Regions from separate parts of the Homo sapiens genome. Here region 1 is linked to region 2. Evidence: read pairs that join two places in POLR2A ChIA-PET (ENCODE). Cell type or tissue: B cell. All regions are shown on one strand. Links, peaks and the distances in the headings refer to the core of each region. The heading gives the core; the rest is flanking DNA. Region 1 has its middle 11 kb from the start of ZCCHC10. Region 2 holds the start of SEPTIN8 (septin 8).

Region 1 (15,689 bases), core at 3,800-7,799, 250 kb after region 2:
CACCATGATGGTCAGGCTGGTCTCAAACTCCTGGCCTGAAATGATCTGCCCGTCTTGGCCTCCCAAAGTGTTGGGTTTACAGGCGTGAGCCACTGCACCCAGCCTGCATTTCTTTTTTTATTAAGATAGTTCAAGTTAGGTTTCTCTTTCTTGACCCCAAAGGATCCTTGACTTTATCACCACAGGTAGGGTTTATCCTCATTTTACAAATAAAGGGACTGAGACTCAGGCATGTTAAGAGATTTGTCCAAGGCCCACAGCCTTGAGCTTTTTCCATTACACATCTATTTCTCCCTTCCAGCCAGTTTTGTTTGAGATAACACAGAACCAATTTCCTTATGTCAATTCAGATTCAATTGCAAGAAAAACAAAACAAAACTCTGGCCACATAAACAATGAATTTATTGGAAGTTTATTGGCTAGCTCATAGTATAGAAGTAATTGAACACCCAGGCCTTGCAAAGATCTTGAATCAGAAAAGTTCAGATCTCAGGACTGGGAACTTGTGTGCTTCCTCTTTAAACAATTGCCAGCAGATCATCAGGTTCAACCCCCTGCAGTATCTGTGTACCTAATATTGCCTCGGCTTGAGCTGAGGTCACACCACTGCACTCCAGCCTGGTAGACAGAGTAAGACTCTATCTCAAAAAGAAAAATACTAAATCAAGATTAAGTTTACATGGTGTGTAATGCAAAATAAAACAGTAATTATAATTTGTTTTATGAATAAGAATGGCAAGATAGCCTGTCTCCACAAAAAGCAAATATAGCTTAAGAACACTTTAGGGCCAGGCATGGTGGTTCATCCCGGTAATCCCAGCACTTTGGGAGGCTGAGGTGAGTGGATTGCTTGAGCCCAGGAATTTGAGACCAGCCTGGGCAAAATGGCAAAACTCTGTCTCTATCATATATATATATATATATATATATATATATATATATATATATATATATATATATATATGATAGAGCTATATTACATATATATAATTTTTAATTTGTTTTTATTTATTTAATTTTATTTTTGAGACAGTCTCACTCTGTCACCCAGGCTAGAATGCAGTGGTGCGATCACAGCTTACCGCAACCTCTGCTTCCCAGGTTCAAGCAATCCTCCCACCTCAGCCTCCCAAGTAGCTGGAACTGTAGGCATGTGCCACCATACCTGGCAAATCTGTGTGTGCATGTGTGTGTGTGTGCACGCCCAGGCTGCTCTTGAACTCTTGGGCTCAAGTAACCCACCAGTCTCAGCCTCCCAAAGTGCTGGGATCACATGCATATTAAAGCTTGCTGCAAATTTCCAAGTATTGCCAGCATTTGTAAATGTGTCCACTTTAGGTAATACAGTACACTTGTCCATTTATTATATGTTGGACCAGGATTATTTCTGTGACAAAATATTCATGTTCTGTCTCTGCATTTAAAAACTACTGTTTCTGGCCAGGCGCAGTGGCTCATGCCTGTAATCCCAGCACTTTGGGAGACGAGGCGAGCGGATCACCTGAGGTCGGGAGTTTGAGACCAGCCTGACCAATATGGAGAAACCCCATCTCTACTAAAAATACAAAATTAGCTGGGCATGGTGGCACATGCCTGTATTCCCAGCTACTTGGGAGGCTGAGGCAGGAGAATCGCTTGAACTCAGGAGGCAGAGGTTGCGGTGAGCAGAGATTGTGCCACTGCACTCCAGCCTGGGCAACAAGAGCAAAACTCCATCTCAAACAAACAAACAAACAAACAAACAAACAGTTTCTTTTCCATTTTCTCCAATGAAATTTTATTAGCAGTCACTTAAAAATCGATGTTCTGGCTGGGCGCGGTGGCTCACGCCTGTAATCTCAGCACTTTGGGAGGCCGAGGTGGGCGGATCACTTGAGGTCAGGAGATCAAGACCATCCTGGCTAACACAGTGAAACCCCATCTCTACTAAAAACACAAACAATTAGCCGGGCGTGTTGGCAGCTGCCTGTAATCCCAGCTACTCGGGAGGCTGAGGCAGGAGAATGGCTTTAACCTGGGAGACGGAGCTTGCAGTGAGCCGAGATGGTGCCACTGCACTCCAGCCTGGGAGACAGAGCAAGACTCTGTCTCAAAAAAAAAAAAAAAAAAAAAAAAAAAAATCGATGTTCTGAAGGGCTATTTTTTTAAATTTTAATTTAATTTAATTTTTTTTGAGATGGAGTCTTGCTCGGTCGCCTAGGCTGGAGAGCAGTGGCGCGATCTTGGCTCACTGCAACCTCAGCCTCCCGGGTTCAAGCGATCAAGCAATTCTCCTACCTCAGCCTCCTGAGTAGCTGGGAATACTAAAGAGCAGTGGTGCATTCATAGCTCACTGTAGCCTCGACCTCCTGGGCTCAAGCCATCCTCCAGCCTCAGCCTCCTGAATAGCTGGGATTACAGGCATGTGCCACCATGCTTGGCTAATTAAAAATTTTTTAGGGAGGGGGATAGAGACAGGGTCTTGCAGGTTCACGACCACATAGGCTGGTCTTGAACTCCTGGACTCAAGTGATCGTCCTGCCTCAGCCTCCCGAGTAGCTAGGACTACAGGTGCTCACCACCAGATCCAGCTAAAGGGCTTTTCATCATTGATAAACCCTCAAAGTATATTTTAATCCCTGGCATTTTTATGTGAACATACCTACTGCACTGCATCATGAATTTTATATGTGGTAGACTGATTCGTTAGGGCTCCTCAAATTGCAGGTGAACCAAAATCCATGAAAAAAAAGTGTATTTAAAGGATGGGAAGATACTGCAAGACGCCAGAGCAGGGAAACTAAGCACCTCAGCCCAGAACCAAGGATGTGATGCCTTTTGTCAAGACAAACTAGCCTCTGCTTTCCTCCAAGTAGTGATCTATTTCCTTCAGGCCTCTCTGGCTGAAAGTATGGCCACTGAAACCTTGGGAACACATTCTTATGATTCCACAGCCTGTCAAAGACAAAACCCAAGCAAATAAGGAAATTGATTTTATTCAGGCTGTTGTGATAGGGCAAGCACCTTAGATCTGAAGGTCAGACTCTTGACAGGGTATGTTTGTCCGACACTTATAGGGAGGAGTCGGTAATTCACAGGTGGGGTGTTTTATAGTTGGAATTGTTTTTGTGATCAAGCTGAATCTCAATCAGCTGAACAGGAAATATCTCTATGGCTAGCTAGTCTCAGAGGGACAAACAGTTCCCCTTATGAGACAAATAATGCAAATTTGGAGAGTCTGTGTCTGGTCTTGCCATAAGTAAACAGTGGTATCATCAGTGGTCTTATCTAAGTCCTATCCAGAAGAGTGATTCTTTGTAGTAAGCTGGGACAAAGAGTGTGTGTGTCAGCGTGGGGGTGAGGGGGGTTGGGGGGGCAGGTGGTTCTTAACCATCTCAGTTTTCCAGAAGTGTAGGACTTACACAGAGTTCAATGTTATGAAAACAGGAGAAAGACTATTCCACCAGCTGAGACACTCTGAAGAGAGCGCCATGTGCTTGGTCACATGTTTATCTGCTTATCTCTCCTTCAAATCATTGTGGTCCAGTGAGAGGAGGTGCTGTGAATAATTCAGCTTGTGTTATGCCCACTCCTATTGTTAGCATAGTAGAGAGAAGGGGGCCCGGGAAGATCAAGAAAAATCACCACCACAGTGGGCAAACTGTCAGAATTTAATTCCAGTGGAACTTAATTTGAAAACTTTTTCTTTTTCTTTCTTTTTTTTTTTTTTTTTGAGACAGAGTTTTGCTCCTGTTGCCCAGGCTGGAGTGCAATGGCATGATCTCAGCTCACCGCAACCTCCACCTCCCGGGTTCAAGTGATTCTCCTGCCTCAGCCTCCCAAGTAGCTGGGATTACAGGCATGCATCACCACGCCCGGCTAATTTTTTGTATTTTTAGTAGAGACGGGGTTTCTCCATGTTGGTCAGGCTGGTCTCGAACTCCTGACCTCAGGTGATCCGCCTGCCTTGGCCTCCCAAAGTTCTGAGATTACAGGTGTGAGCCACCATGCCTGGCCGAAAACTTTTTCTTATAGCAGAAAAAGACACAAACCTTTGTTCAAAATTAGATACAAAAATAGATAAAATTAGATAGTGGCACTGTAATGATGCTCCTAAGTTACCATGAATCTTTTTCTTGACCTTTAGACAGTCCAAGAAGTCTCACGTGACATCCCACGTTTCCTTCCTCATTCAAATCGCCCCTCCCTCTTTCAAATCTCAATTCTATAAAATTGAGATGGCAAGGCCAGGCGTGGTGGTTCACGCTTGTAATCCCAGCACTTTGGGAGGCCGAGGCAGGCAGATTACCTGAGGAGGCGGGCGGATCACCTGAGGTCGGGAGTTAGAGACCAGCCTGACCAACACGGAGAAATCCTGTCTCCACTAAAAATACAAAATTAGCCGGGGGTGGTGGCACATGCCTGTAATCCCAGATATCCAGGAGGCTGAGGCAGGAGAATCGCTTGAACCTGGGAGGCGGAGGTTGTGGTGAGCCGAGATCATGCCATTGCAATCCAGCCTGGGTAACAACAGCAAAACTCCGTCTCAAAAAAAAAAAAAAAAAATGAGACGGCAAATGTTAAGAAGCGTTGGTAATATTTCAAGTTACTCTGTTTTTGACAATTCTTTTGGCGGTACTTCCTAATTTCCCATCCTACCTCAAGGTGTAATTTGGCTTAATGTGAGCTAGAGGTCACAGAAATCCCTGTTCCAGAGATCCCTGTTCCCAACACCTAAGAGCTTTAAAGCCTCAAGATATCTGAATCAGTAAGGTGGGAAAACAGCCTATTGCAATAATGCTCCAGGGAAATTGGATTCCTTGGGCCAAAATAAGCAAATATAGACAGGAAGTCTTAGAGCTTAAGAAACACAGAAGAGTTTTTAAATCCTCACCTTTCCATTCCAACCAGCGAAAATGCAAACAGGGAAAAAGAGCTCAGAAATCTCTTCTTGTGAATAATTGGATTTCCAACCAGTAGTTAATTGGGCTTAATGTAATCACAGGTTATTCAATCAGGCTGCTATTGGTGAAATCTACGTGGTTTTCTTTTTTTGACCCTTAAAATTGTAACCCAGGTGTTACCTAGGGGCTTTGTTGAACTTGGAGAACTAGGTAATCTTGGCTACAACATCTAGGGTCTAAGGTAGTTGAAAGACGACTCTATACTTTTAGTGGTTTAATTTCACGTAGGCTTCACTGTCTCTGTTCCTGCTCCAGGTCACATCTGAATAAGAGGCTGCATCTCATTTGTGGGTGCTCACTAGAAATCCCACTGCACCAAGCATCTCATGATTTTATTGAAGGCTTGTGGGCTGCAGTAAAGGGTTGTCACATGCCAGATGATGTGACCACTGTCTCTCTGGCTCTCAATGACTTTCCTCACTTCCTCTCTGATCAGGACCCCTTCCAAAATCCCACAGTCCCTACATATTGCCTTGTGAAACTCCCTGGAAAGTTATGTAAATAAGTGTCCCCTCCCCTATATAATTTAACTCAAAGCCCACCCAGGCCTATTTGGATTCCTCTGCTCACTGGTACTCTGGTACCAACTTTTCCTCTAATTACATCAACACTGTGAGATATCTTTTAGGGTATTTTTTTTTTTTTTTTTTTTTTGAGATGGAGTCTGGCTCTGTCGACCAGGCTGGAATGCAGTGGCGTGATCTCAGCTCACTGCAAGCTCCACCTCCCAGGTTCATGCCATTCTCCTGCCTCAGCCTCCCAAGTAGCTGGGACTACAGGCGACCACCACCACGCCTGGCTAATTTTTCTATTTTTAGTAGAGATGGGGTTTTACCATGTTAGCCAGGATGGTCTCGATCTCCTGACCTTGTGACCTGCCTGCCTCGGCCTCCCAAAGTGCTGGGATTGCAGGCGTGAGCCATGGCACCCAGCCAGGGTATTTTCTTTTTTTTAGATGGAGTCTTGCTCTGTTGCCCAGGCTGGAGTGCAGTGGTGCGATCTCCTCTCACCGCAACCTCCACCTCCCAGGTTCAAGAAATTCTTCTGCCTTAGCCTCCCAAGTAGCTAGGATTACAGGCACGTGTCACCATGCCTGGCTAATTTTTGTATTATTAATAGAGATGGGGTTTCACCATGTTGCCAGGCTGGTCTTGAACTCCTGACCTCAAGTGATCCACCCGCCTCAGCCTCCCAAAGTGCTGGGATTACAGGCATGAGCCACCACGCCTGGCCATTTTAGTGTATCTTTCTAGTTCCTGATGATAGTTCTCTAAAAACTGGATGTTGGTGACCCTGTACCCCTAGCCACACTTGACTGAACTAGTTTGACTGATCTGAGCTGGGTCAATCAAGTCCTCTTACCTGAGAATTTTATGTTAGAACTAACGGTCTTTACTTTTCATCCCTGTGTAGGGCTGGTCCTGAAGCATGTATATTCAGAGCTGAGGGGCAGCCAGTGTCTGGAGAGAGAGAAATCTGGTCTACAGAGAAAGAAGGCTGAGGCAGGTGGATCACTTGAAGTCCGGAGTTCAAGACCAGCCTGGTTAAAATGGTAAAACCCTGTCTCTATTAAAAATACAGGGCCAGGCGTGGTAGCTCATACCTGTAATCCCAGCACTTCGGGAGGCCAAGGCGGGCAGATCATGAGGTCAGAAGTTCGAGATCAGCCTGGCCAGCATGGTGAAACCCTGTTTCTACTAAAAATACAAAAAATTAGCCAGGCATCATGGCACATGCTTGTAGTCTCAGCTACTTGGGAGGCTGAGTCAGGAGAATTGCCTGAACCCAGCAGGCGGAGGTTGCAGTAAGCTGAGATTGCGCCACTGCACTCCAGTCTGGGCAACAGAGTGAGACTCCACCTCAAAAAAAAAAAAAAAAAAAAAAAAAAAATTAGCCGAGCATGTTTGCACATGCCTGTAGTCCCAGCTACTTAGGAGCCTGAGGTGGGAGGATCTCTTGAACCCAGGAGGTGGAGATTGCAGTGAGCTGAAATGGCACCACTGCACTCCAGCCTGGGTGACAGAGCGAGACTCTGTCTCCAAAAATAATAATAATAAATAAATAAAAATAAATGTTTTTTGTAGAGACAGGGTCTCACTATATTGCCCAGGCTGGTCTCAAACTCCGGGGCTCAAGTGATCTGCCCACCCAGACCTTCCAAAGTGCTGGGATTACAGGTGTGAGCCACCGTGTCCGGCAACCATCACTACTACCTGTTTCCAGAACTTTTTCATTATCCCAAATAGAAACTCTGTATTCACTTAAAAATGATTCCCCAATCTGGCTGGGCACAGTGGCTCATGCCTGTAATCCTAGCACTTTGGGAGGCCGAGGCTGGCAGATCACAAGGTCAGGAGTTGGAGACCAGCCTGACCAACATAGTGAAACCCCATCTCTACTTAAAATACAAAAATTAGCTGGGCATGGTAGTGGGCGCCTGTAATCCCAGCTACTCAGGAGGCTGAGGCAGGATAATTGCTTGAACCTGGGAGGCGGAGGTTGCAGTGAGCCAAGATGGTGCCACTGCACTCCAGCCTGGGTGACAGAGCAAGACTCTGTCTCAAAACAAACAAAAACCCCATCCATTCTGCTTAGCCCCTGGTAACCTCTATTTTACATTCTGTCTCTGTGAGTTTGCTTATTCTAGGTACCTTATATAAGTGTAATCATATCCTATTTGTCCTTTTGGGTCTGGCTTATTTCACTTAGCATAATAATTTCAAAGTTCAGCCAGGTGGTGGTTCACACCCGTAATCCCAGCACTTTGGCAGGCCAAGGCAGGTGGACTGCTTGAGCCCAGGAGTTTGAGACCAGCCTAGGCAACATGGCAAAACCCTGTCTCTACAAAAAATATAAAAATTAGCGAAGTGTGGTGGCATAAGCCTGTAGTCCCAGCTACTCAGGAGGCTGAGATGGGAGGATCACTTGAGCCTGGGAGGTGGAGGTCTCAGCAAGCTGAGATTGTGCCACTGCACTCCAGCCTGGGTGACACAGTGAGACCCTATCTCAAAAAAACAAACAAACAAAAAAACAAAATAATGTTTTCAAGGTTTATTCATGTTCTAGCATTTATCTGGATTTCATTCCTTTTTATAGCTCAATAATGTTCCATGTATGGCTGGGCATGGTGGCTCCCACCTGTAATCTCAGCACTTTGGGAGGCCGAGGTGAGTGGATCACCTGAGGTCAGGAGTTCGAGACCAGCCTGGCCAACCAACATGGTGAAACCCCGTCTCTATTAAAAATACAAAATTAGCCGGGCGTGGTGGTGGGTGCCTGTAATTCCAGCTATTTGGGAGGCTGAGGTAGGAGAATTGCTTGAACCCAGGAGGCAGAGGCAGAGGTTGTAGTGAGCAGAGATCGTGCCATTGCACTCCAGCCTGGGCAATAAGAGCGAGACTCTGTCTCAAAAAAAAAAAAAAAAAAAAAAGAGTCTATGTATATAGCACATTTTGTTTACTCATCTGTTGAGGGACATGGGTTGCTTCCATCTTTTGGCTATTGTGAATAATGCTGCTATAAACATTGGTGCGCAAGTATCTGTTTGAGTCTTTGCTTTCAATTCCTTTGGGTATACAGGCACTTGTGAGTGGAACTGCTGGCTCATAGGTAATACTATGCTTGGCTCTTTGAGGACAAAGTATAATTTTTATTTTTTTGTTTGTATTTTATTAAGGAAATGTCTGAATCATAAAAGTATAAGTTTTAAAAAGTTATGAACATGCAAATATATAGTGAGGGTATGTCAGTGATTTATTTAACTGACTCATGAGACAGCCAGCAGGAGAACAAAGCTGATTCAATAGAGAATTCAAGAGACTCGTGAAAGAAAGAATGCTGAAGTTAGATTTCAAAATTAGATATAAAACTTGTTATTCTACAGAGCATAAAAACATACTTTTGGAGAATATTTTATCTTTTTCTTTCTTTTTTTTTGAGACGGAGTCTCACTCTGTAGTCCAAGCTGGAGTGCAGTGGCATCATCTCAGCTCACTGCAGCCTCCATCTCCCAGGCTCAAGTGATTCTTGTGTCTCAGCCTCCCAACTAGCTGGGACTATAGGCACGCACCACCATGCCTGGCTAATTTTTTGTATTTTAGTAGAGACGGGGTGTCACCATGTTGCCCAGGATGGTCTCAAGCTCCTGAGCTCAGGCTATCCACCTATCTCGGCCTCCCAAAGTTATGGGTTAACAGGCATGAGCCACTGTGCCCAGCCTTTTTTTTTTTGAGACAGAGTCTTGCTCTGTCGCCCAGGCTGGAGTGGAGTGGCACTATCTTGGCTCATTGCAACCTCCACCTCCCGGGTTTAAGCGATTCTCCTGCCTCAGCCTTCTGAGTAGCTGGGATAACAGGTGCTTGCCACCATGCCCAGCTAATTTTTATATATTTTTTTTTAGTAGAGATGGGGTTTCACCATGTTGGCCAGGCTGGTCTCGAACTCCTGACCTCAAGTGATCCCCCTGCCTTGGCCTCCCAAAATGATGGGATTACAGGCGCAAGCCACCACTCCTGGCGGGGAATATTTTTTTCTACCAGACACAAATAATTTACATCTCAGCTGGACATGGTGGGTGAGTTATGCTTATAATATTAGTACTTTGGGAGGATGCGGCAGGCGGATTCCTTGAGCCCAGGAGTTTGAGACCAGCATGGGCAAGATGAAGAAATCCTGTCTCTGCAAAAAAATAAATAAATTAATTAACCGAGCATAGTGGCATGAGCCTGTAGTCCCAGTTACTCGGGAAGATGAAGCAGGAGGATTGCTTGAGCCTGAGAGGTGGAGGCAAAAAAGAAAAGAAAAAAAAAAGAAATAATTAATATCTCTACCATACAAAAATTATTTGCTGCCAGGTGCGGTGGCTTACGCCTGTAATCCCAACACTTTGGGAGGCCGAGGCGGGTGGATCACAAGGTCAGGAGATCGAGACCATCCTGGCTAACACAGTGAAACCCCGTCTCTACTAAAAATACAAAAATTAGCTGGGTGTGGTGGCGGGCGCCTGTAGTCCCAGCTACTTGGGAGGCTGAGGCAGGAGAATGGTATGAACCCGGGACACGGAGCTTGCAGTGAGCCAAGATCGCGCCACTGCACTCCATCCAGCCTGGGTGACAGAGCGAGACTCCATCTCAAAAAAAAAAAAAAAAAGAAAAAAATTATTTTCAATTTATCAGTCTTCTATAAGTTAACATCTAATTTTATAGTCCGAGCCTTAATCAGTAGAAAACAGCAAGTCAAACAGTTACATTTTCTTTGAGAAGCACATGCCTATTAGATGGACTTATTAGACAACGATTTAGTATGATATTGAAAGGTCAAGCAAGCCAGGCGCGGTGGCTTATGCCTGTAATCCCAGCACTTTGGGAGGCCGAGGCAGATCACCTGAGGTCAGGAGTTCGAGACCAGCCTGACCAACATGGAGAAACCCCGTCTCTACTAAAAATACAAAATTAGCCGGGTGTAGTGGTGCATGCCTGTAATAACAGCTACTCGGGAGGCTGAGGCAGGAGAATCGCTTGAACCCGGGAGGCAGAAGTTGAGGTGAGCTGAGATTGCGTCATTGCACTCCAGCCTGGGCAACAAGAGCAAAACTCTGTCTCAAAAAAAAAAAAGAACTTCCATTGAAAGTCCTAGAAAAATACACTAACTTAAGGAAGTTGAAAGCAAAGCAAATGCTGAGTGATTGTGTGTGTGTGTGTGTGTGTGTGTGTGTGTGTGTGTGTGTGTGTCTAGGTGGGGAGAGATAGAATCAGCAAACCTGTGTACTCAGAGAAGGCAAATAAATGAAATCCTTGACTTCAGTGGTTCTCAAAAGAGGAGGCCTGGTTCTTTTATGTACGTTTCCCTTTAATTGCCACTTTTCTTTTTCTTTTCTTTTCTTTTCTTTTTTTTTTGAGATGGAGTCTTGCTGTGTCGCCCAGGCTGGAGTGCAGTGGCATGATTTTGGCTCACTGCAACCTCCGCCTTCCAGGTTCAAGCAATTCTCCTGTCTCAGCCTCCTGAGTAGCTGGGATTACAGGCGCCTGCCACCACGCCTGGCTAATTTTTTGTGTTTTAGTAGAGACAGGATTTCACCATCTTGCCCATGCTGGTCTCGAGCTCCTGAGCTCAGGCAATCCACCTGCCTCGGCCTCCCAAAGTGCTAGGATTACAGGCATGAGCCACCTCACCCAGCCACCATTTTTCACTCTTGCGCTTCTTAGGCCATATTCCTTGAACTGAGGCTGCACCTCCTCCTCTTCATCCTTGCATGCAGTGAGGTCTCAGGAACAGGCATGCAGGGGCCTGCCTACACTAGGAAAAGAATGGCCTGTTTCTGGGAATGATCTCCCAGAAGTTCAAGATGTGAGTTTATGGGATTTTAACTGCCAGGCAGAAGTGTTAAGAGCAGCCTTCCAAAACCAGCCAGGGACCACAGGTCTTCATTCTTTGTTTTCTGATCTGTCCCTTCCTTCTCCAATCTTCTTAATTTATCCCCTCCTCCCTAGGTCAGGCACGCAGGCATTGTCTCTCCCTATGTTACATGTGCCTGCATGCCCACACACCCACAATTGGGCTTGTAACTTTAAGTTCATAGTACCTTTGCAATCTGGCTTGCAACTTCATATTCAAAGTCCCTTTGAAGCTACTCCATGTACCCACTGAATACTGAGTTAAGATTTGACCAAATCAGACCCAAACAAATGAAGAGTAATGATGCACCTAGAGGAAAGTTTGGTTGGTCCAGGTACCCTGTATTCTATAGTTAGGCTATGGTATTCAGAGTCCTATCTTTTGATTCCTTCTTATCTTCTCATGGTGTGTGTGGGTTTTTGTTTTATTATTTTTATTTATTATTATTATTTTTGAGACGGAGTCTCACTCTGTCACCAGGCTGGAGTGCAGTGGCATGATTGTTTTATTATTTTTAGGTGGTTTCACTTCATCTCCCAGGCTGGAGTGTAGTGGCATGAACAGGGTTCACTGCAGCCTCCATCTACTGGGCTCAAGCAATCCTCCTGTCTCAGCTTCCAAAAGTGTTGGGATTGCAGGCATGAGTCACTGTGCCCAACCTCCTGGTGGTTTTGAATTAAAACAGCAACCTGATTTGGCCTATGGTAGGATCTCTAGAGGGATTCAATATGCTGCCACATAACTTTCCATTCCTTTAAAAGGGTTCTGTTATTAATGTTAAATTATTTTCGCCACTCTCCAAAAACAAGCCTACCCTAATGGATTAGATAGTGCACAGTCAGCCCCTTCAACAGAACAGTAAAGTTGGTAAGGTTTGTCTGCCTTTGCCCCTTTGAGCCTTCCTTCTTGTGCATGTGACTGTATTACATACTTCTTCCTAAACTCCCCTCATTTCTGTGGTTATCATTTGTCTTCATTCACGGGGAGATCTCAGACTGTTACTTTGTCTCCTAACCTTGGAAAGGAATTTTACTTTGAGAGAGGATGCCCTTGGAAAGAACATGAGAGAGAAGCCCTAATGGAGATATTTCAGGTACTATTCTAAAACTGCTAAAAGTGACTTTTTAATTTTATGTATGTGTGTGTGTGTGTATGTATGTATGTATGTATTGAGACGTAGTCTTGATCTGTCGCCCAGGCTGGAGTGCAGTGGCGCAATCTCGGCTCACTGCAACCTCCGCCTCCCGGGTTCAAGCGATTCTCCTGCCTCAGCCTCCTGAGTAGCTGGGACTACAGGGGCGCACCACCACTCCTGGCTAATTATTTTGTATTTTTAGTAGAGACGGGGTTTCACCATGTTAGCCAGGCTGGTCTCGAACTCCTGACCCCAGGCAATCTGCCTGCCTCGGCCTCCCACAGCGCTGGGATTGCAGGCATGAGCCACCGCGCCCGGCCAAAAGTGATCTTTTTAGTATAAGTAGGACCCTCATATATATATAAAGAAGAGTTTATTAAGTATTAACTTAAATGATCACAGGGTCCCACAATAGACTGTCTGCAAGCTGAGGAGCAAGGAGAGCCAGTCCGAGTCCCAAAACTGAGGAACCTGGAGTCCGATGTTTGAGGGCAGGAAGCATCCAGCACAGGAGAAAGATGTAGGCTGGGAAGCTAGGCCCCTCTCATCACTTCATGTTTTTCTGCCTGCTTTATATTCACTGGTGGCTGATTAGATGGCGCCCACCATCTAATTCCCAGCCTGCCCACCATCTACTTCCCTAGCCCACTGACTCAAATGTTAATCTTCCCAGGCAACACTCTCACAGACACTCAGGATCAATATTGCACCCTTCAATCCAATCAAGTTGACGCTCAGTATTAACCATCACACTGATCCTTTATCAAATTGCAAATATTCACACTCTGGGCAGGGCGAGGTGGCTCACACCTGTAATCCCAGCACTTTGGGAAGCTGAGGTGGGTGGATCACCTGAGGTCAGGGGTTCGAGACCAGCCTGGCCAAAATGGTGAAAACCCATCTTTATTAAAAATACAAACAAATTAGCTGGGTGTGGTAGTGAGCGCTTGTAGTCCCAGCTACTTGGGAGGCTGAGGAAGGAGAATCGCTTGAACCCGGGAGGCGGAGGTTGCAGTAAGCTGAGATCATGCCATTGCACTCAAGCCTGGGAAACAGAGTGAGACTCTGTCTCAAAAAAAAAAAAAAAAGTTTTGTAAGTTGCAGGAATGAGATGGCAGCTGCTATTACTGCAGTACAGTTCCCTGTAGGGGCCTCTATACTTAGGGACAGGACAGGGACAGGCCAGGCTAGAGCAGAGCTGGGCTGAGGAGGAGTCATGTTGGGCATCAGCAGACTAGGCCAATAGGGAGGACTTGGGGGTGGAGTTGGAACGTTAGCTGCCAGAGGTGGAAAAAAACCTAGTCTGGGGCTAGGTGAGGAGTGTTGGAGCCAGTGAAAATGTGAGTCATGTCAGGAAAATCACTGGTGATCAAGGGGCCTAGACGGAAGGTTTAAAATTTCAGAATGTCAGCTTATATGGCCCAGAGAAATCTGTGCAGTGTTCCCCCAGCACTTTTTTTTTTTTTTTTTTTTTTTTTTTGAGACGGCGTCTCGCTCTGTCGCCCAGGCTGGAGTGCAGTGGCAGGATCTCGGCTCACTGTAAGCTCCGCCTCCTGGGTTCATGCCATCTCCTGCCTCAGCCTCCCGAGTAGCTGGGATTACAGGTGCCCGCCACCACACCTGGCTAATTTTTTTGTATTTTTAGGAGAGACAGGGTTTCACCATGTTAGCTAGTATGGTCTCAATCTCCTGACCTCGTGATCTGCCCGCCTCGGCCTCCCAAAGTGCTGGGATTACAGGCGTGAGCCACTGAACCCAGCCTCCCCCAGCATTTAAAAGTTACAAAGAGGGAAAGCACTGGGACTACTAATGACGCTGCAAGCCATATACATTAAGTGAACCAGCCTGAATAAGGACAAAAAAATAGGGCTTAAGAGAAAAGGCCACTGGATGAGATCATAGTGCTGTTATGTAAGCCGACAGTTTGATAGCCAGAGTGGAGTAAAGACCCTGGGATTTTAGCCAATTTGGAGTTAGAAGTGAATTGTGAGGCCGGGAGCGGTGGCTCATTCCTGTAATCCCAGCACTTTGGGAGGCCGAGGTGAGTGGATCACGAGGTCAGGAGACCCAGACAATCCGGGCCAACATGGTGAAACCCCGTCTCTATTAAAAATACAAAAATTAGCTGGGCGTGGTGGCGCGTGCCTGTAATCCCAGCTACTCAGGAGGCTGAGGCAGGAGAATCACTTGAACCAGGGAGTCAGAGGTTGCAGTGAGCCAAGATCGTGCCACTGCACTCCAGCCTGGCAACACAGTGAGACTGCATCTCAAAAAAAAAAAAAAAAAGAGAAGTGAACTGTGATGGTAGTTTTTGTATCAAAAGAGCATTATGGGCCTGGCATGGTGGCTCATGCCTGTAATTCCAGCACTTTGGGAGGCCAAGGTGGGAGGATCACTTGAACATAGGAGTTCAAGTCCAGTCTGGGCAACAAAGAGAGACCCCCATATACACAAATAATTACAAAATTAGCTGGGTGTGGTGGCATGCACTTGTGGCCTGACTACTCAGGAGGCTGAAGCAGGAGGACGGCCTGAGCCAGGGAGGTTGAAGTTGCAGTGTACCATGATCAAGCCATTGCACTCCAGCCTGGGCCACAGAATGAGACCCTGTGTCAAATAAAAAAGCGTTATGCTTAGAAAAATGCTTGAGTGGCCATGCGAGGTGGCTCAGGCCTGTAATCCCAACACTTTGGGAGGCCAAGGTGGGTGGATCACTTCAGGTCAAGAGTTTGAGTCCAGCCTGGCAAAATAGTGAAACCCTGTCTCTACTAAAAATACAAAAATTGGCCAGGTGCAGTGACTCACGTCTGTAATCCCAGCACTTTGGGAGGCCAAGGTGGGTGGATCACCTTAGGTCAGGAGTTTGAGACCAGCCTGACCAACAAGGAGAAACCCTGTCTCTACCAAAAATACAAAATTAGCCGGGTGTGGTGGTGCATGTCTCTAATCCCAGCTACTCGGGAGGTTGAGGCAGGAAAATCGCTTGAACCTTGGAGGCAGAGGTTGCGGTGAGCTGAGATTGTGCCATTGCACTCCAGCCTGGGCAACAAGAGTGAGAGTCCGTCTCAAACCCCCCCCCCAAAAAAATTAGCTGGGCATGGTGGTGGGCATCTGTAATCCCAGCTACCTGGAAGGCTGAGGCAGGGGGAATCGCTTGAACCCAGGAGGTAGAGGTTGCAGTGAGCGGAGATCACGCCACTGCACTCCAGCCTGGGCAA
Region 2 (15,689 bases), core at 5,780-9,779:
TCCTCGAGCTGGCCCGGTGTCGAGGCCCGGCCGTGAGGCGCTGACAGCCCGCTTCGCGCCCCCCGCCAGCTGCAGGGCGGCCCCTCCTGCGCCCCGCGCCTCCCGCGCGCGCCGTGGCCCAGCGGGGCCCTCACCGAGAAGCGCTCCAGGTCGGTGGCCGCCATGGCGAGCTCCGCACCGGGCGGGTGGGCTGGGACGAGCGCAGGGGCAGCGACAGGGACCAGCCGGCTGCGGGACGCGCTCCGCCCGGGCGGCTGCGGCTGAATGGATCCAATATGGCCACTTCCTGGAAACTCCCCTTGGCGGCGGCGGCGGGAGAAGCCGCGGAGCCGCCCCTGCCCCCGCCCGCGGGACCGGCCTCCCCGCCCGGCCCGGCCACGAGCGCAGCCGGAGCCCCGCCGCTTGGACGGCCGGGGGTCTCCGCGGCGAGGCGGGAGGTGCCAGCTGCGGGGACTGCTGGGACTTGTAGTCCGCGCGTTGGGGGACCGGGACGGCAGTGTCGGGGGGCTCGGGGCTGGTGCCCGGCGGGCCTCTGCGTGTCCCCTGGAGCCTGGGGCCGAGCCTAGGTGAGAGTCTCCTGGGTCCGCGCGCTGGAAAGCCTTTCCCGTAAGGGGGAAGTGGGGCACGGCGTGCGCCCTAGAGATCTCCCCCACCAAGCCGTCTCCACCCGCTGGAGCCTGCAAATGTGCTGGGACCACCAACCAGAGTGTGGACAAGCTGCGGGAGACCCGTCGGATCCGGGAGAGGCCGCGGCAGCCTAGTCTGCGGGTGTCTTGGGCCCCACCTGATGCTCCGGCCGGAGCTAAGGCGGGAACCCCGGCGGGACCCGCGCGTCCGGCCAGGCGGCCTTCCCGGGCAAGGGACCAGCCTTCGGCTCCTTGTGCAACCAACGAGCAGGATGCGCAGTTTAGGCTGGGATTCCTGCAATAGAAAAGCGGAGCTCGACGGTCAAGGCGTCAGATTGCAAGTGTCCATCACCCTGCCTGTCCCAAGGGCTTGGGACAACGTCTTAATGGTTCCACCATTGTGCAAAGAGGATGACCACTCCCAGTGCGTGCACGTTCTCTCCGCTAATGTCACTGCTCAAAACGTTCAGAAAATTAACACTTACGCCAGGGTCGGAGGCCTCAGGAGGTTCTGTATCCTTCTCACTGACAATCTATACAAAAGCAGCTCCCAAATCCTCTGAAACCCCGTTTCTTTCTCTTCCCTCTGCCTTTCTCTCTGCTCTTTCTGGGAATGTGGCAAGGTTTGCCCCCTACCCCCCACTGGCCTCATCCCAGGTTGGTCCACCCTCCACACACACCCCTCACCCCAGTATGCTGAGAAGCAACCTGACCTGTTTCTCCTACTCAGAAACTTGTGCTGACTGGAGGTGCCTAAAGACCACGTTCGACTTAGCACACCTGGCTTAAGAGGAGCCCCCTCTCTGCTGTTTGACCTTGTCACCCTGATTTGGCTTTCCCCTCCTCACTCTCCCAGGCAAACTGTAGCTTGTCCCCAAGGTGGACTGACTTCCCGCTGGACCTTCCTGACAATGTTTTCACTTTGCTCCTCTCTCTATGTTGCTGTTTCCCATGCTGTATTAAAGTTATCTACAAGAAATAGAGCAGAGCAGTGGTTAGGGTAGCTGGATCTATGGCAAACCTTCCTGGTGGAATCCTGCTAGCTTTTTAACCTTAGCTAGGCAAGTTACTTAACTATGCCTCCCTTCCCTGGTCCTAAAAATGAGAACAAGTATAGCACCTATGTTACAGGATTAAATAACATAAGTAAAGGGCTTTAAGTTGTACTTAAAATATAATATTAAATAAAATCTCCCTCTCTAGACTACAAGGGCCTTAATCTCAGAGCCCAGAGAATGTGTGGTCAATACTGAATTGATCATCCTAGACTGTATCTACTGTTTCCTTTTTCTTTCCCTATAACTAACAAGAAATCACGACCAACTGCCATCCGTATGGCAGTTCTGCATTACAACTCTCTGGGACTAGCCCTAAATTATCTTCAAAATGGTCTTTTATCTCTAATCGGAAATATTTCAAAACATGTACTTCTTACAGTCCTGGCCAGTGGCTATGAGAAGGAAAAGCTCAGAGTACAGGTGACTTCCTTCTTTTGGGATATATTCACTCTGCTCTGTAGGAGTAAACAGGAGAATTTCCTCCTATTCCACAATGCCGAAATTTCTCTCATTTTATGCTGCTGCTGGTCAGAACTTATAAAAGAGTGAGAATTATCTATGAGGGCTCAAAAGGTGAATATAACGATCATTTCTCACATGGCAAAGTGTTATTTCTTATGGCAGCATTTCTGAGTGTTTCGTATACACCTAGAGGTTAGTTCATAGATTTTACCACAAAAAGATTGGTCTCACCGTCAAATAACTGGGGAATGCTGAGTTCCATACACAGACAGGGTTCTGTAGAAGTCCTCAGCTTTTGATCAGCTAATATGCATTTTCTGTGCAAAAGAAAGGGGAATATACAGCTCTACCCACACTTTGTTGCCCCTTGTCTCTACCCTGCATACATACCCAGCACCACACTGAACTTGAACATGACAAGACTTCGCTTCAGGAAATGCTGCCCTCCAGGCCTCTTGCTTGTCTTTTACTTTTGTTTATACTTTCTTTTGTCATGTAGAAGTTTAAATTTTTGATGTTGTCAAGTGTACTTGTTATTTTATTTATTATTTTTACTTTGGCTTCTAAAAATAAAGACCCTTCCCTAACTTCACAAAGATATTGTGTTTGTGAGAAAAGAATAAATTTTCTTTAAAAACTTTTTTTTAACTCCTTCACATCTAGGCAATTTGTGTATGTGTATGCCAAACCAGTTGTTTCATCTTTCCCCTCTGATGTACAATGCAAATGGTATCACAGACGACATTTCTGTATGTGTGTGCAGGTTGTGCATCAGTTAGGATTATGTTCAGCTGCTTCAACAAGATAGAAATGTCTTCCTTTCTTACATTGTCCAGGTAGGTAGTCCAGGGCTTATGTGACTCTCTACGCACACTTTCTTCTTGTTGCTTGGCCTTACGTGGTCTTGCTCTCATGGTCCAATATGGTGATATCTGCATTCCAGGCAGCAAGAGGCAATGATAGTAATACAGTGCAAATGAGCCAACTCTCAGAGGATTCCAGAAGCTGCCATGTGGCACTTCTGCTTACATGCTATTGGCCAGAGCTGGAAAATGGGGTCTTTATTCTGGCTATCATGTGCACAGCTAAAAAGTCCATAAAATGTTAGAGGAGAGCAGATGTTGGGAGGCTGCAGCCATCTCTGCCAAGTCTGTTTCTGGACTATCCGTTCCAGTGAGATGCCTGAAAATCTTTTTTTCTAATACTATGAAATTTTTGTTTATTAGAAAATTAAAATATAAAAAATGACAAGCAAGAAAATAATCAGCCATACACCAACAGAATCAGCCACAGATAATTTCTTAGCCTTCCACCCCTTTTAAAGAAAAATTTCATGTTTTTAAGTGATATATGTACATTTTAAATAATTTGAATACAGAGAATATTAAATTATCCCAATCCCACCACTCAGAAATCACCATCATGAACACTACATTTATATCATTCCAGAAAACTTTCTATGTATATTTACTGATAGGAGGAAAGATAATAGAGATACTTTATAGGAATCTGGGCCATAATACAGATGCTATTTAAATTAAAAGTACTTAATTTTACTTGAATTTAAAAGAAGACAAAGAAGTTGAAACTGAAGAAAGAGTTGAACTTCAAAGAATGTTTCTTGACCACAAGAGATATTACTTCCTAAAAGATACCTCTGAGGTTAAACAAAAATTGTAAAAAACACTGAGGTTAGAGTTATTTTCTTAAAATGCACATTTCAGTGACATATGAGTGTGTGTGTGTGTATGTGTGTTCAGTGTGTTCATTGCTTTGAAAAATTCGCTCTCATGATTCTTTCCATCTCTGACTGACCTGCTTCCTAAGTTTAGTTACATATTATTGTTACATTATCCATGTTTATAACACTCATATTCTGTTTTGTAAACATAACTTCATAGTTAGTTGATAAATATTCTGAATTAAAATGAATTCAATGGTCATCGTTAGTCTTCTTACCAAGGCTTTTTTTTCCATTTGCAAGTTCTTTATTTTTGTTCATCTCTTCATGGACTAAATTAATCGTTAAGCTGTTTTTCCAGGAAGTATTTTCGATGTTTAACAGTATCTGTCTGTGCCTCGATACTGGAACCATATCTTGGCTGGGTATAATATCCTTGAGTCTCATCTTTCCCACTGAATGTGGTAGGTTTTGCCTCTTTTTCTTCTGGGAAGAAGCCTGAGGCCAGCCTGAATTTTCCCCTTTATAGGAGACATTTTTTTCTGCTTGAATGCCTAAAGAAGTCACTCTTCATCTTTTTTTTAGGTTCAATAACTTAACTAAGATGTCTTAGTAGTAAACATTTCAAATCAAGCTTTTCTGGAATATAGTGTGTTCTTTCAATCTGCAGCTTTAGTTTTGAAATTTACCTGTTTGTTTCTCCATTAAAGGAATTCTCTTTTGGTTCTGTTTCTGGTTTTCCTTCTTCAGGGATTTTAATTAATTTTTATATCAGATCAGCTTTGTCTGTCTTTCATTTCTACTAATTCTAATTGCTTTAATCTCTTTGCCTAGTTTAGCTGCCCTAATTCAGTAATTTGAGTTTCAATGGGGCCCATTCTCTTTCTTGTTAGTTCTAATTTGTTTGTCTATAATAATATGTTTTTGTCCTCAACTTGTTGCCTTTCCATCCCATTCTTGTGTTCTAGCATCCTATCGTTGAGCCCCCACTTTATTAAATTCACATTCTTAAGTCATTTCATAATATGAAGCAGTTGCAAGAAATTCCTTAAGTTTTTTTAGGGGTGGGGAGGAGCCCTCATCTTTCGCTCTCTGTTTTTCCCCTTATTTATCATTAATATTTTGCTGCCATGTGTTTGCATCCATTTCTTTTCTTTCTGGTTTGGTGGCTCTGTCCAGACCTTCTTTATGCCACTGTAACACAGCAGCAGGGAGAAGAGCTTACTGACGTCTCCCCACTGTTTGAGACCCTATTTTTCCCTCTGAGCTAAGCAGAAGGCTGAGTATTTAGGTTCTCTACACTTTTTGGTAGTCTGGATGGGACAGCTGAGCTGAAGCAGCCTGTGGTCTTTGTTGGAATGCCTCAGCATGCTCCTGTCCTGAGAGCCTTTTTAATGTCCTGTACGGGCTCATGCCACCTAACTGGGGTGGAAAGCAGGACTCTATACACCTTTTCTGAGGAAGGGGCAGAACTCAGGATCAGTTTCCCCATGGGGAGTGTTGTTCTGGAGACTTTATTTCCATCAGCCAAGTCAGCTTGGTGGCTCGTGCTCCCTGCTTCCCCATCTCCCCCCGGCATGCTTTTTAATACAGCTCATTCAGAAGAGGAAGAAGACAGGGCATGACTCACATCTGCTTCCTTTCAGATTCAGGAGCCATAGGAAGAATGTTCAGGTTTTGGTCCATTTCTGGGCACTCGGGACAGGGTAGGGAGCAGAGACGTGTGGTGCCATTCCTTGCCACTCCAGAATCCTCTACGTCTTTCTTTAGATGTCAATTTGGAAGTTTATTGTGTTGGTTGCTGATAATAGATTTTACTCCCTTGTTTTATTTACTTTCTTTGATTTTGTTAGGAATTGAGAAAGAGAAGTTCTGTGGGGAAGCATTCATCCATAATCTGTAAGCAGCAGTGTCCCTACACATTTTTATTTTTATTATTTATCAATTTATTGAGACAGAGTCTCGCTCTGTTGCCCAGGCTGGAGTGCAGTGGCTTGAGCTCGGCTCACTGCAACCTCTGCCTCCCAGATTCAAGCAATTCTTCTGCCTCAGCCTCCCGAGTAGCTGGGATTACAGGCACCCGCCACCATGCCCAGCTAATTTTTGTATTTTTAATAGAGACGGGGTTTCACCATGTTCACCAGGCTGGTCTTGAGCTCCTGATCTCAAGTGATCTGCCCACCTTGGCCTCCCAAAGTGCTGGGATTACAGGCGTGAGCCACCATGCCTGGCTTTCTGCACATTTTTAAAGCAGCACATGTTACTTCTGGCTTTGAGGTCTGACTTGTCCCAATGACTGCCGAAACAATACAAAACAAGAACAGACTCGAAGAGCCTACTGAATTCCAAAGTCCCGAGATGTCTCAGCTGGCAGGCAAACTCTCCCATTTTGAAAACCAGAATTCTTAAAAGCCAGATTGAGGAATTACAGTCTCATGGCAGTGCTGCCAGGTTGAGGCCTAGATCAGGAGTCCTGGCCTGATGGAAAAGTTAGCCTAGAGAGAAGGAACAATTTTCTTATGCGTGCCAGAAAGATTGGCAAGAGTTTGTACTGAGGCTGGGTACAGGGAGCCATGTGGCACAGAAGGAACAGCCAGCAGAAAGCAGCCCTTCCCTGGCCTCATGGGTTTATAGCTGTCCTGTGCCTCGGAATTCCACAGTGTACCCTCATGCTGCAGGATGCCTCCCTGCCTTCTACCAGAGCATTTAGCATGGATGTCCTGGAGACAGAGCACCAGGGACACCTTGGAAAGCCCTGGAAATGAGAATCTCTGCCTTTTTTCATAGAAGAGGCACGCCTAGCCCATGAGTCCCTGGGTTCCCTGAGACAGTCCTGAATCCAGGGTTCTCAGGGATGCAGCCAGGTTTTGTGGAGCCTAAAGCTTGTGGGATTTGGAAGGCTTTCTTTTAGGAAAAGAATACACTGGCATGGCATGGTGGCTCACATGTGTAATCCCAGCACTTTGGGATGCCATGGTGGGAGGATTGCTTGAGCCCAGGGGTTCCAGACCAGCCTGGGCGACATAGTGAGACCCCCATCTCTATGAAAAATTAAAAACTTAGCCGGGTGTGGTGGCACAGGTCTGTAGCCCCAGCTACTTGGGAGGCTGAGGTGGGAGGATCACTTGAGCCCAGGAGATCCAGGCTGCAGCAAGCTGAGATTTCGCCGCTGCACTCCAGCCAGGGTGGCAAAGCGAGACCCCGTCTCAAAAAAAAATTTTTTTTTAATTTAAAAGAATACACAGTTATAAAGACAAAATTAGATATGGACGTAATTACTTATTTAGAATGAGAAAAGAACAGGACTTAGAAGGGACACAAGCAAGTGAGTGACCTGGAAATGTAAGCCTCAAGTTTCATGAGGTCCAGGGTGCCCTCAGGGAATGGGCCAGAGACACCCACAGGTCTCCAGTCCCTGAGTCCACAGGGATCCCTGCAGCAACTCTATGGTCCAGAACTGCCAGCAGGGGAGCAGACCCCACTCCAAGCCTGGCCCAGAGGGTCTAAGGACAGGGCATTGACAGCAGCTTTACAAGGAGCTCCACGAAACTTATTCAAAGATTCTGCCCATGGCCTCCCCTAGAACCCTGGGCCTCTCCCAGGTGGAAGCATTCTGCTCTTTTAACGTAGTTGTGGCCAAAAAGAATTCTCTGGGCCAGGTGCAGTGGCTCATACTTGTAATCCTAGCACTTTCAGAGGCCAAGGCAGAAAGATGGCTTGAGCCCAGGAGTTCTAGACCAGCCCAGAAGACATAAAGATATCTCATCTCTACTAAAAATTTTAAAAATTAGCTGGGTATAGTGGTGAACTCCTGTAGCCACAGCTACTCAAGAAGCTGAGGCAGGAGAATCACTTGAGCCTGAGAGATTGAAACAGAAGTGAGCTATGATCAAGCCACTGCACTCCAGCCTGGGTACAGGGTGAGACCCTGTCTCTTAAAAAAAAAAAAAAAAAAAAGGGGGGCCGGGCACGGTGATTCATGGATGTAATCCCAGCACTTCTGGAGGCTGAGGTAGGCAGATCACCTGAGATCGGGAGTTTGGGACCAGCTTGGCCAATATGGCAAAACCCCATCTCTACTAAAAATACAAAATTAGCTGGGCATGGTGGTGTGCACCTGTAATCCCAGCTACTCTGGAGGCTGAGGCAGGAGAATTGCTTGAACCTGGGAGGTGGAGGTTGCAGTGAGCATGGATCCCGCCACTGCACTCCAGCCTGGTGACAGAGTGAAACTCCATCTTAAAAAGAAAAAAAATTATCTGGAAAAAAAATATGTCAACTGTCCCGTAACCAAACAGCTACAATCTATAGAAGTGGAGGACTTCAAGATGCTCCCATTACAGAGAGGCCACCCAGCTCCAGCTCATATCACCATGGTCTCCATCTCTGCAGCCATGAACAGGTGGGATACAAGCAGGTGAGAGGAAGCCCCACATGGTGACACCACTAGGCAAAGATGAGGAAGTTAAAGTGTTTTGCTTTTTTGGAAAAATGTGACCTTCAGAGGGCATGAGGGAAGTGCAGAGAGAGAAAGAATGCTTCATGCTGTTTAAGGTGCTAGAAGAAGCCATCAGGAAAGGAGACAGTTAACTAAGGACAGGCAAATCAGCAAGGCAAGATTTAAAACGAGAGGGGTCTGCAGAGCAATGCTTTTCAAACTGGGTCAAAAGGGGCCATGGGGGACAAACACTCATCTGGTGGAGCTCTACAACCTCCCCAAACAGCGCCATCCCGCCTGCTTCATATATAAGGCTTTCATTTCAACAAAGGGTTTTTCCGCAGCTAAAAATAAGTCTGACAAACCACCTCTCTGGGGGAAATGTATTCAGACAGACAAAATGGGTCTGGAAAAGGCTGCTGCTGGGAGGAATCCAGGGAAACCACTGAGTCCGAGTTCAGACAGCTGAGAGGTAGAGTTTTACCTAGAACCAAGGGGCTGGCCAGGGAGATTGGAAGAAAGGATTCAAGGGAGCTAAGAGAAATTACTCTAAGTTGAATTAGAAGTAGAAATGACGGTAAATTCACAATAAAGAAAACACACACCACAAGGCTGAGGCCATCTGACTGGGGAATGAAAATGGAGAAAGCTAAGGACCTGATTAACATACAGAATCCAGTCTAGATGAACTCATGAACAAGAGGCCAAGGCCCAGCACTCATCTGCTTGGTTCATATCACCTGTTTATTAAGTGTTCCTTGCCTGCTGGGGTGGGGAGCAGGGGGGCTGGATTGTGAAGGAGTGGTAACCAGGCAGAAGCCTTTGGGGAAGTGGAAGAAGGTTGAACGGAATACACCTCCATTCACGGCAGAACTTCTGCTGCAGGACTTGGGACTTGTTGATCCAGGACCTAGCGCAGTATGGGTTATGGGACCCATACCCACAGGCAAGATGGTATGGTGGTCAGAATAGTGGCCCCCCACAAGACGTCCACTTCCTAATCCCCACAGCCTGTGAATATCTTACCTTACATGGCAAAGGGCATTTTGCAAATATGATTGAATTGAGGATTTTTAAATGGAGAGATTATCCCTGATTATTCAGGTGGGCCCAGTGAAATCCCAAGGGCCCTTGTAATAGGGCTGCGCTATAATAGGGAAGCAGAAGAGTCGGAGAAGGAGATGTGATGAGAGAAGCAGAGATCAGAGTGATGCAGCCACCAGCCAAGGAATTTGGGCAGCTTCTAGACCGGAAAATGGCAAGGAAACGAATTCTACCCTACAGCCTCTAGAAGGAGCATAGTCCTGCCAATACCCCGATTTCAGCCCAGGAAGACTGTGGGACTGCTGACCTCCAGAACTGTAAGACAATGAATTTGTGCTGTTTTAAGCCACAACGTTTGTGGCAGCAATAGAACCCTAATACAAATGGCACTGTGTCTAAGGGTGTGCTCTCTGAACTCAGTTGTCTGAATTCTAATTCCAGGGCCATCACTTGCCAGCTGAGGGATCTCAGGTAAGTAAACTTATATTCTGTGCTCAGTTTCCTCATGTGCAAAATGAGGATAATAATAATTTCTGCCTCATATGGTTATTGTGAGGATTACATGTGAAGTGCTTAAAACTATTTCTGACACAGAGGAAGCTTTTCAATAAATGTTAACTGCTGCTAATATTATTATTATAATAAATTACCATCACAAGATTTATTTCCACCACCCTGCTTTCACCTTCCCAACCCTGGACCCAGAAATGAAGCTTGATCAGAAGATGAAGGACAAGTTCAATGTCACAGCTGTTAAGACTAGGCACCAGCATCCATCATTCACTCACTCAACAAAGTATTTGTTGAGTGTCTGTTATGTGCCAGCCACTGGTTCAGATGTGGAAGACACAGGAAGAGAGGAAAGGGGACAAAAGTCTTCTTCCTTGCATTGCTCTTCCTTTCATCAAGGAAGAAAATCTTTCCAGATCCCCCACTAAAAATGCCCCCTGAGATCTCAGTGACCAGAACTGAGTCATTTGACCACACAGAATATAAAGGATTGCCAAAGGTTGGCCTGGACTAATGGAATGTGTGTTGGCTGTATTACTGAGAATATTTAAATTTACTGTAGCAGGCAAGAAAAAACAAAAAACAGTAGGCAAAATTCAAAAGCTGTGTTAAGAATAGATGGTAAGTTGGTAACTTGAGAGACACGCTAGACATAGAATACATGAAACATATGGGTGTCAGGCTTAGATTTAAAAGGATAGAACACACAAGAGTATTACTTGGAGATAGAAAGGGATGGAAACCCCCAGTTATAAGGCAAGGATCATGCTAATTCCAGATGGACAACTGTCATCCTCAAATTGGTCCCCTTAGAGACTCCCACTTTGATCCCATCCTGGTCCCTCCTGTACTCTTTCCCAGCTGCTTGGCAGGTAAATTATATGCTATGGGTCTAGCCAGTGTATTTGCCCCTAGGCTTCTTTGATAAAGCCTGTTAGCTCTAGGCACCTTGTTTGCTGAGCCCCTTTGTTCAACCTTAACTCTTGTTTTCTTTTATCTTTCTCACTTTACTTATTTATTTATTTTTTTTCAGACAGGGTTTCCATCAGTCGCCCAGGCTGGGGTGCGGTGATGTGATCACAGCTCACTGCTGCAGACTCGACCTCCTGGGCTTAATCAATCCTCCCTTCTCAGCCTTCCAAGTAGCTGGGACTACAGGTGTGTGCACCAGGCCTGGCTAATTTGTATCTTTTTGGTAGAGAGGAAGTTTCACCATGTTGCCTAGGCTGGTCTCTAACTCCTGGGCCCAAGCAGTCCTCCCACCTCGGCCTGCCAAAGTGCTGGGATAACAGGTGTGAGCCACCGCACCCAGCTAACTCTTATTTTCTTGTTTTCATAATCACATTGTCAGTGTGGACAGATAATGGGGGAGAGGGAGAGAGAGAGAGAGAGAGAGAGAGAGAGAGAGAGAGAGAGAGAGAGAGAGAGAGACAGGGGTTGGGGGGAATATAGAGGGATAGTATGTGAACCCTGGAACACAGGATTCAGGCAGTATGCTCCCTCCAACTTGCTTACCCCATACCCTAACTGGGTTAACCTACCCCACCTCTTTCCCCTAGCTTCTCACTGTACGCTTTAAATTGGATCAATAAGCAGGGTGACTTAAGTATCTTAAATTGGTCTGTGAGTCTTTCTGTTCATGATCTCCAGACAGCTTACCTGACAGGGTACTTGGAAGCTACATTGCATTAAGATAATTTCCCACATGACAAAACAATGATTTGCCTCTAGGGCTGGGCACATTGCTATCTGAAAAAACTGGAGTCTGTTAGAAAAGAAAGAGAATGGCTGTTGGGTAGGTGCCTGAAGGCACAAGAGTTCACTTAGTCTGGCCTTCTGACTCCAGGTCAGGCAGGCTGAGTTCATTTTAGATAAAGGAAAGTGTCTGTTTTTCTGGTGAATTATGGATTTGGGGCCTGTAGAATTTGTTCTTATCTGTGAAGTCCCACTTGGAGGGGAGGGGAAGGGCTGGCTCACTTCTCAGGATCCTGCTGGCCCAGGTTATGACTATAGAAGTTCCTCAACAATTGAACACTGGGGTCATTTACACAACAAAGATTTACTGAGCGCTTACAGTGTGCCATGGGCATGAAGGTAAAGAAGGCATGGATGCTGCCTGCCAGAGTTCAGAGTTCAACAGGCAAGCACACATAAAAAGTATTAATTAAAATAATACACAGACCAACTTGACCACCCCTTTAAGAAATCTGCCCTCAGTCAAGCAAAATATGCTAAGAATAAGATAAAAGGGCAAAATACCAGCGTTACAAAGCCCAAATCCTGAGCCACCTGGTACCAGCAGCCTGCTCCGGTCTCTCACTGCCAACTTTTACCTAGTTCTTCCTTGTTCTCACCTCACTCACCTTGCCCGCCCAGGGTGACATTCCTTTAGTTTTCTGCTGGCCTCCAGAACCCTGTGTCTTGGCCATCCCCATTGTTCTTGCTCTCCTTGCCTCAGCAATCCTACTGAAGGCATACTGGTGGACACCTGATGGCTCAACCTGGCTCTCACCCTCCCAGTGTGTGCTCTGCTAGAGCAAATGCTTCGCCCCCAGCCCAGGCTGTCTTGGTGGGACCCAGACCATCACAAATCAGGAAGCACACTGCCCTGGTACCCCCTGCCAGGGATCCAGGGGAGAATGAGAGGAGGGAGATCGTCCCTGGAGATGACATTTGGGCTGAGGCTTAAATACTAATTTGCTCTGGTCAGCAGCAGTTTCAAACACAAACGATGAGCCCACCCAAGGCAAAGACACTCTCCAGGAATGAAGCCAGGGCCTTGGGGAGCTACATTAGCTCTTCCAGGCCACCACTGAGAGAATGACAGCAGGTCAACTCACATTACACGAAATCCATCTGCTTTCTCGGCATGCTCCTGAGCTGCCCAGAGTTTCATGAGAAAAAAAAAGTATCACCAGCCCTGGTGCCTGACAGCACTACATCCTGATGCTTCCCTGCTCAGCAGGCCTCCCAGAGCTGCCTGGAAATCCTGCACTTGTTTCTGGCCACCATCCTGTCCCTTCTCCACAGCAGCAGCCCCAAATATTAACCACTCTCCCTGCCTCCAGCCCCCTTCACATTCAGCTGATGCTTTGTCCTCTTTTTTTTTTTTTTTTTTTCTGAGACAGTCTCACTCTGTCGCCCAGGCTAGAAGGCAGTGACACGATCTCAGCTCACTGCACCCTCTGCCTCCTGGGTTGAAGCAATTATCCTGCCTCAGCCTCCTGAGTAGCTGGGATTAAAGGCACCCACCATCACGCCTAGCTAATTTTTAGTAGAGATGCGATTTCGCCATGTTGGCCAGACTGGTCTCGAACCCCTGACCTCAAATGATCCTCCTGCCTCAGCCTCCCAAAGTGCTGGGATTAGAGGTGTGAGCCACTGCACCCGGCCTTGATCTCTTTTATTACAAAGAAAACCTATTTATTGGTTCAAAAAAACATTAAAGACCTACTGTGTGCTAGCACCAGGGGGATAAATCAGGTGTGGTTCTTGCCCTCACAGTATAGTGGGAATTCAGAAAAGTACAGATGGTCATGATACCAGGACAAGCTGGCTACTCTGTAACTGAAGCCGCTGGGCACTGGCCAGCCTCCAAAGCCCTTCCCCAGCCCTCACCCAGCCAAGTGCCAACAGCTCTGCCTGGACAACCTTCCCTCTGGGCTCCAAGAAGTGCCCAACTCTTTCCCTGGGCATTCCCTTTAACAGTCTTAGTGATTTTTTTTTCTATTTGCCACATCTTAATAACTCTCTCTCCTCCTTCAGTTACCCTCTTATCTGGCCAACACCATCAAGTATCCTCCATCTAAAAAAGTCTGGAGTCCTCCTCCCCTGATGGGTCCTCCTTATCTCTCCTTCCCTTTCCTGTCCTAATCGAAACAGTTATTTACTTTCAACTCTCTCATGTAAGATGCTTGTCAGTTATCAGTTGTCAGTTTTCTTTTGTCTCCACAACTCCAAGGAAACTGTTTTTGTTGAGGTCACAAATAACCTCTTCATCCTGGCTTTTTTCTTTCTTTCTTTTTTTTTTTTTTTTTTGAGACAGGGTCTCACTCTGTCACACAGGCTATAGTTTAGTGGGGCAATCATAGCTCACTGCAGCCTCAGCCTCAATCTCCTGACCTCCTAGGCTCAAGCAATCCTCCTACCTCAGCCTCTTGAGTAGCTAGGACCACAGGTGCATGCCACCACATTCAGCTAATTTTAAAAAAATTTTATAGGCGAGGCATAGTGGCTCACATCTATAATCCCAGCACTTTGGATGGCCAAGGTGGGTGATCACTTGAGCCCATGAGTTTGAGACCAGCCTGGGCAACACAGTGAGACCCCACCTCTCTAAAAAAAAAAAAAAAAAAGAAAAATTAGCCAGGTGTGGTGGCACGTACCTGTAGTCCCAGCTTACTCGGGAGGCTGAGGTGGGAAGATTGCTTGAACTCAGGAGGTTGAGGTTGCAGTGAGCTAGAATTGTACCACCGCATTCCAGCCTGGGCAACAGAGCAAGACCCTGTCTCAAAAAAAAAAAAAAAAAAAAAAGTCACCTTCTCAGTGAGGCCTTCCCTGCCACCCTATGTGAAATCTCAACCCTCCCTGCACTTCATATCTTTTTTCTTTGCTTTATTTTTTTCTCCTTACCACTTTCACCTTTTTTCTTTTTTTTCTTTTTCTTTTTCTTTTTTTTTTTTTTAACAGAGTCTTGCTCTGGAGTGCAATGGTACGATCTCGGCTCACTGCAGCCTTCGCCTCCCAGGTTCAAGTGATTCTCCTGCCTCAGCCTCCTGAGTAGCTGGAATTACAGGCACACATCACATGCCCAGTTAATTTTGGTATTTTTAGTAGAGACAGGGTTTCACCATGTTGGCCAAGCTGGTAGCAAACTCCTGACCTCAGGTGATCTGCCCGCCTTTGCCTCCCAAAGTTCTGGGATGACAGGTGTGAGCCACTGTGCCCGGCCACCACTTGTCACCTTCTAATGTACCGTGTATTTCATTTATTTATCTTATTTCTGTCTTCCCTACTATATTGTGAGCTCCATGAGGACAGAGATTTTGCTGTTTTGCTCACTAATAAATTCCCAGGGCCTAGAACAGTGCCCAGCACTAGCAGGCCCTCAATAAACATAAGGCAAATGAATGAAGTTGCTGGGTTTATTTAGAAAACCTCATGCATGGACTTTCCTCCTTGTCAGTACATACAGCTCTTCCTCATGTGTCCCGCAGGGGTGGCCATAGCACAGTTTAGCCCTTCCTTAGATCTTGAAATTATTTCCTCCCTTGGCTTTTCTGCCTCTACAGAGGCCCATTCCTTCCTCCTCTGCTCCATGGCTATTCCTTCGCCTGCCTTTTTGGGACTGGGATTCCTCAGGGTTCTTCCTGTCCCTTCTGGCCCTTGCTACACCTTCCCCCTAGTTGGCCACCAACTGAAAGCTCAGGACTCCCCCTGGCTCCAGCCCAGATGTCTCTCTTGAGCTCCAGACCCTCATGGGCAGCTTCTTTTCAGGTGATCCACAAATACCCCTCTTACCTTAGAAACTTAACTTGTCCAAACTCAGCTTGTACCTTCTCCTTCTTTTATCTTTCCTATCTTGACAAACAGAAACAGTTTTCCTCTTCTCACAAGACAAAAACTATGGAGTCACTTTTGGATGCTCACTTTCCCTCATCCATCTGTGAAGGGTCACCAACTCCTGATTGTGCTCTTAGAAACATCTCCTGAGCCAGGCTCTCTTCTCTCCCCCACCCCTCCCGGCACTACCCTCATCCAGGACTTTTTCATCTCCTGTGGACTCCAGCAGTACTTCCTCAGAGGTCTCCCTGACATGGATCTCTCCTGTTCATCACCCACATTGCCACCAGGAGCTTCCTAGAAGCTGA

The links. ChIA-PET counts read pairs that join two places held together with the same protein. Peaks named below come from ENCODE experiments on the same cell type or tissue, not always from the same donor. Only the 100,000 strongest peaks of a DNase experiment are listed, where the experiment ranks them.
Region 1: POLR2A ChIA-PET joins it to region 2 with 9 read pairs; 2 of 35 experiments call an interaction of 5 or more read pairs at or near these places.

The regions. Positions count from the first base shown.
Region 1 is chr5:133,030,107-133,045,795 of GRCh38, forward strand. No RefSeq gene overlaps it. Among named protein-coding and RNA genes, the nearest start is that of ZCCHC10, 11 kb to the left of the region's middle. RefSeq lists a silencer at 13,551-13,845 and an enhancer at 13,551-13,845. In B cell, for the core only: no CTCF peak of the experiment used is centred there; a DNase peak (open chromatin) is centred at 5,315; H3K4me3 peaks cover 1,214 bases; H3K27ac peaks cover 1,582 bases.
Region 2 is chr5:132,776,974-132,792,662 of GRCh38, forward strand. SEPTIN8 (septin 8) reads right to left here and starts at 266. Exons shown (of 10, transcript NM_001098811.2): 1 at 135-266. The coding sequence starts at 164. RefSeq lists silencers at 37-446, 537-586. In B cell, for the core only: no CTCF peak of the experiment used is centred there; no DNase peak of the experiment used is centred there; H3K27me3 peaks cover 1,833 bases.